2 separate regions of the Mus musculus genome follow, and region 2 is linked to region 1. A link is a contact called in ENCODE Hi-C or POLR2A ChIA-PET data. All regions are on one chromosome and are shown on one strand. Each heading gives the region's core, a stretch centred on a gene start or an enhancer-like site at or near the end of the contact. The rest is flanking DNA. Distances are from core to core; before and after follow the strand shown.

The links. A loop is a pair of places that touch in the nucleus more often than their neighbours do. ChIA-PET counts read pairs that join two places held with the same protein, here RNA polymerase II (POLR2A).
Region 2: a map of CH12.LX shows a loop between it and region 1 (3-fold over the local background). The contact joins the promoter of Csf2rb here to the promoter of Eif3d in region 1. A Hi-C loop is called at or near these places in 3 of 37 maps with a recorded cell type or tissue (CH12.LX and left cerebral cortex). POLR2A ChIA-PET finds 5 or more read pairs at or near these places in 1 of 5 experiments (Patski).

Annotation. Positions count from the first base shown.
Region 1 is chr15:77,969,454-77,972,292 of GRCm38, reverse strand. It overlaps Eif3d (eukaryotic translation initiation factor 3, subunit D), which reads left to right and starts at 1,469. Exons shown (of 15, transcript NM_018749.2): 1 at 1,469-1,610.
Region 2 is chr15:78,324,570-78,327,408 of GRCm38, reverse strand. Csf2rb (colony stimulating factor 2 receptor, beta, low-affinity (granulocyte-macrophage)) reads right to left here and starts at 1,419. Exons shown (of 14, transcript NM_007780.4): 1 at 1,311-1,419.

The sequences.
Region 1 (2,839 bases), core at 220-2,719:
ACAAACAAACACACACACACACACACACACACAATAGGACCCAGACAGTGACAGTAAACCTTTGGGGCAGAAAGTACAGCAAGTGTGGGACCTGCTGGGAGAGGAATGAGAGCAGGGTCGTGGTGGCCAGAGCAGAGGTTGTTCAGAAGGGCAGGGAGATGTCAGGCCACATCTTCCCTCGGAAGTGTGGGAAGAGCTTTGAGCATCCTGAGGAGCAACCCACTGGGAGTATGAATGGTTCGAACAATGAGGGAGATGGTACTATGAGGGCAGACAGCACTCAGGTACGGCTGAAGTTACAACACAGACAGGCTAGTCCCAATGTGGTGGGAAATTTAAGTTAATGACGAGGACCCAGCAGGACCCACCAAATCCTGAGAACACAAATTGGGGAAACGGGAAGGCAAGCTCATTGGTAAATTAGTGAAATGGGTAATCCCACCAACATTACCATTTCCAACACAGGTAGAGGCCAAATCACCTGATCAAATTCATCCCAGTGGTATCCACGGTAAGGACCCGAATGTGGAAATGTCCTTTGACAACCATTTATTTTACAATTTATTATCTAGCATTTCCAGTTTCATTAAGGGAGGAGGGGAGAGAGATGTCAGATATGAAGGCCATAAAACTACACTTGGCTGACCCTGGACACCACATGTATCTAAGATGTTTTTTTTTTTTCTTTTTTTAAAGATGTATTTTCTAATCAAGGAGATCTGCTGAGAAACTATCAAGGAAACATAAACAGCAGGCAGAAGGGACCAGCTTTTTAAAAAACGCCCATCCCGAGTCTCTTTCCAGACGGCTGCAGGGGGTGGAAGACGCCAAGAGGTCACACTGACCCGCACCCTGTGAACTGTGATGATCAATTAAGACGTAGCTTGGATAGCCCCGATCTGAATATCGATTTAGAGCGAGGCACTCTAAATCTGCTTTAAAAAATAGCGACCAGAAATCTCCGTTGAAAGACGCTTGTGACCTGTGGGACAAAGGTTTGAGTCCTAGCGGGCACCCCGAAGCTCTAGCAACCCGGACTAGGCAGGTCATTTGCCACCCTGCGTTGGGGCCACAAGTGACAAGCACACGAAACGCGCCGGGCCACTCTCCAGATAACGATCAGCCAGACCGACGACCACGCTGGGGCCAGCGAGCGCGGCGGGGCATTGTGGGAGGCAGAGGAGGCGAGCCTGGCGCGAAGCATTATGGGACACCGCGGGGACAGCTCCGACTCCCCGCCCCGGCTTCTCTGGCCCCGAGCGTGACCACGATTCAGTTCTGAACCTCTCCGGGCGTCCCCAGACGCCACTGACGTAATCCCCTCACTTGTGTCTGGCACCTCAGGGGCGAACGAGGATTTTTTTTTTTTTTTTTTTTAAAGCCGAGAGCTGTGACACACTTCCGGTTGTGTCTCACTTTACGGCTTGACATTTTTCCGCTGACTAAGAAGGAAGTGGTAGGGCCATTTACGACAGCGCTGGTCGCCGTTTACGGCACCGGCCCCTGCGCGCGCATCTTCCCTCCTGCCTTGACTCCTCGGAGTATCCCGGCAATCGCAGTTTTTTCCCCGGGCCATCTGTCGCCATCCGGGCCCGTGAAGGCTTTTGCAGGTGAGCGGCTTGTTTCGTGGGACCCTGCGGACCTCGCGAGCCAGCCTGGGCTAGACGTGGCTTCGGGAGCTCCCGGAAGAGCCTTCCTTTACGTCCTGTCGCCTGTGCCCCTCCGCTGGGCGGGGCGGGAATTGGCCCCCGGTGGTCCCAGGCACGACTCAGAATGCAGGACACCGGACCTTGTGTGTGGATCCCTCGCTCGGCGCTCTGCTCAGCGCCGTGGGGTGGGTTGTGGGGCGACGTAGCCTCCTCTAGGGGTTCGAACAGATTGTTTCTGTGCTCCGAAATGGGGGGCTGAGAGTAGGTTCCAGCTCTGATCGGAAACGGAGCCCAGGAGTTAATGGCCCCCACCTGTAGTGTCCCCAGTGACCCACACTGTATTGTGGCCAATACAGCTGTCGCGCCGTTTTACTTTTCCCCTACTGCTTTCTTTCTGATTCACGTGTGCAGTAGCCGAAGGACCAAACCCTGTCCATCCAGGGAGATAGATGATGATGCACATCAGGCCTTGAGCCATCTTGAACTTGTGACAACTCAAGTTTACAGTTGCTTTGGGGGCAGCCTGTTGGGTATGGCTTAAAGCCCCAGGTGGTCAGGCTGCCAGCTACCCACAGTATAACCAGAAGGAGGTCGGGCCTAAGTAGACAGCCTTGGAAACTTTTTGAAGGGATGGGCAGATGGACTCCTTAAGTTAGCAGAGCTAGCTTTGTGTCTCAAAGATGGGGTGTGTGGTAGCAGTCGGTGGTAAAGCGTCCAGCACAGCACCCCAACATCCTGGGGCCTCTTACTTCATGTCAGCTGTTTGAAGGCCACCACACCCCACCACCACCACCTCACCCTCTCTCCCACAACCCCGTGTTCTTCCTACAACTTAGCATACGTTCATATTTGGAGGGTGAAGCTCCTGGGTTTACTCTTGTCCGTGTCACCTAAGTATCACCAGCTTCCGTGTGTCAGAGGAGGAGGAGAGGCTACTGAGCTCTAATGGTGGACAATTTCAGGTTTCTTGTGTGTGGTCAATGCATGGGTTTTTTTTTTTTCCTTTTGTTGTTTGCTTTGGTTTTTGATGGGAAGTGTCCAGCAAGCCCCTGGATTATACAGCTATTAGCTTTTACTTTCCTAAAATGAGCTGTGGTATATACTATATACTGCGGGGCCAAAGCTACACTGCCTGTGTTCAAATTTTCTTACCCAGAAAATGGGACTGGCCCCACGGGATTGTCCGAAGG
Region 2 (2,839 bases), core at 170-2,669, 360 kb before region 1:
TGTAATGAGATCTGACTCACTCTTCTGGAGTGTCTGAAAACAGCTACAGTGTACTTACATATAATAAAATAAATAAATTAAAAAAAATAAGGGCTTTTGAAAAAGAGGTAGAGAAAGGGGAGACGCTGCACTACAAAGAAGTGAGTGGAGGTGCCTTTTCCTTCCATTGCCAGATCAGGTTCAAAGGCCCTATGTGCTGGGCGTGAGCAGAGGCAGGGGCCTGAACCTCAGGCAAATTCTTTGCTTAACAGATCACAGAGATTTCTGTCGCACATATGCATGACCTCTGGAATACAGCATGTGGGATATATGGACAGGTTAGTTTATGATCTGTGAGACATGACAGTGGTCTCTGTCAGCAGAGGGGCTGTCTGTGTCCCTGTCTGAGAGCGACTGGTCCCTAGCTATGTGATGAGACACCTACCTTCCGGCACACTAGGTACAGAAGCGACACATCTGGACCCAAATCATCTGTGGTGATTTCAGAGCACAGTATGGTGTGTGTGTGTGTGTGTGTGTGTGCGTGTGCGCGTGTGCGTGTGCGTGTGCGTGTGTGTGTGTTTGTGACAGAGAGAGACAAAGAAAGAGAGAGAGACAGAGTTGGAGAGACAGAAACAGACACACACATAGAGAGAGAAAGAGATAGTCAGAGAGACAGAGACAGAGACAGAGACAGAGACAGAGAAAGAGAAAAACAGAGCTGGATGATCTGGTATATCTCTGGGCACTTCCCAAGTAAGATTGTCAAATTACACCCAGTACCAAGGGAGGTTCTACATCTCTGGTTCTGTCCCCAACACTTCGTCATCCTTGTAGGTAAATTTTCTCTACCCCCTCTCTTTCTCCTCTCTCTGTCCTCCATTTCTAGTTGAAACAGAGGAAGCCATGTCTCCCACTCACCCTGTCCCACAGATGTGTGACCTGAAGCTCAGGACAGGGAATTAAGTAACATATGGATGGCAAAGTTAGAAGGAACACAGTGCTTAGCCCGATATAGAGCTTTAGGGGAGTCCTCCCTGCCACCAGACCTCCAGTGATAAAGCTGTGTCCTCCCGGAGTCCCACAGCCCCAGAGCGTATCCTAACCGTACCTCTTCCAGAGTTCTAACTTTGTTCCCAGCTCCAATGCTCCGGGGTGCCCCTCCTCCACTCACTGACTTGGAGTCTGAGACCTAGTCTTTCTAGAGAGATCAAGTCTGAGGAATACGCTACCCCAGCCCTGTCTTATCCTGTCCTTTTCCACCCTGGAGACCCCCACAGCCCCTGCTTTGCGCCCACCCTCAGCTCTGCATCAGGAAGCCAGCCACTTACCTCTGTGCTTGGGCGACAGGCAGCCTCCTTCGGGAGCCTCCAAGTGCCAGTGAGTTGCAGGCTCTTCCTATTTATCTGTGCCCCATCTGGAGGAAACAGAGAGCAGATTGAGGAAGTTGCCAGTGCCCTTTCGCAAGCAGCTTCGCCTGATTCTCAGAATTGTGGACATTAGCCTCTGATAATACTCACGACATTTAGTTCTGCCAGAGTAGCTCGCTCCCCACCATCTCCCAGTCAGCTCTCATGTGCCCTTCAGGTCTCAGCCTGAAATGGTCTCCTCCACACCCCTCCCTGACTCCTCTGGAGGAAGCAGACACAGAGGGCAATAACCACCTCCCTGCAAGCATGTGCCCAGAGCCAGGCAGAGCTGGGGAGGACCTTGAGGGCACCACTTCTTAGCATGTGGCCTTATGCAAATCAGCTACAGGTGGCCTCTTCAAGTCTTGAGACACCTTGGGGTATTTTTCTAGAAGGACCTACAAACCAGAAAGGTTTTGAGGGTATGCCATTGACATGGAAAACCTAAGTTGACAACAGTCAGTAGGCAGTGGGAGCAGTCTTGATCCCTGGCTGTCAGCTTTGGCTTTCCCTTTTCTGTCCTGCCCTAGAGTCCCTGTTTTCTTCCCATCTTGTCTTCAGAGCAAGTGATGTTTTGTGTCTGTTCCCCTCCCCCAGTGCCCAGCCATGGCCCAGAGGAGGAACACATGACTGGGTATAAAGTGAATGAATGAATGAATGAATGAATGAACAAATGAATAACTTGAGGCTGCTGGGGTTAAGAGGAGGGGAGTGACAAGAAAAATGAAGACTGAAGTGTGACCACTATGCCCCTCCTTAGAAGTGGGAATAAAACACCCTTGGAAGGAGTTACAGAGACAAAGTTTGGAGCTGAGATAAAAGGATGGACCATGTAGACACTAGCATATCCGGGGATCCATCCCATAATCAGCTTCCAAATGCTGACACCATTGCATACACTAGCAAGATTATGCTGAAAGGACCCTGATATAGCTGTCTCTTGTCAGAGTATGCCTGGGCCTAGCAAACATAGAAGTGGATGCTCACAGTCGGCTATTGGATGGATCACATGGCCCCCAATGAAGGAGCTAGAGAAAGTACCAAAAAAGCTAAAGGGATCTGCAACCCTATAGGTGGAACAACATTATGAACTAACCAGTACCCCGGAGCTCTTGACTCTAGCTGCATATGCATCAAAAGATGGCCTAGTCGGCCATCACTCGAAAGAGAGGCCCATTGGACACGCAAACTTTATATGCCCCAGTACAGGGGAACGCCAGGGCCATAAAAGGGGAGTGGGTGGGTAGGGGAGAGGGGGTGGGTGGCTATGGGGGACTTTTGGTATAGCATTGCAAATGTAAATGAGCGAAATACCTAATAAAAAATGGAAAAAAAAAAAAAGAGGAGGGGAGTGAGCCATTCTCTCAGGGCAAAATTTAAAGGGACACCAAAACCCTTTCATAGAAATGAGTGATATTTTAATATAGTAAATAAATTCAAATAAGCATAAA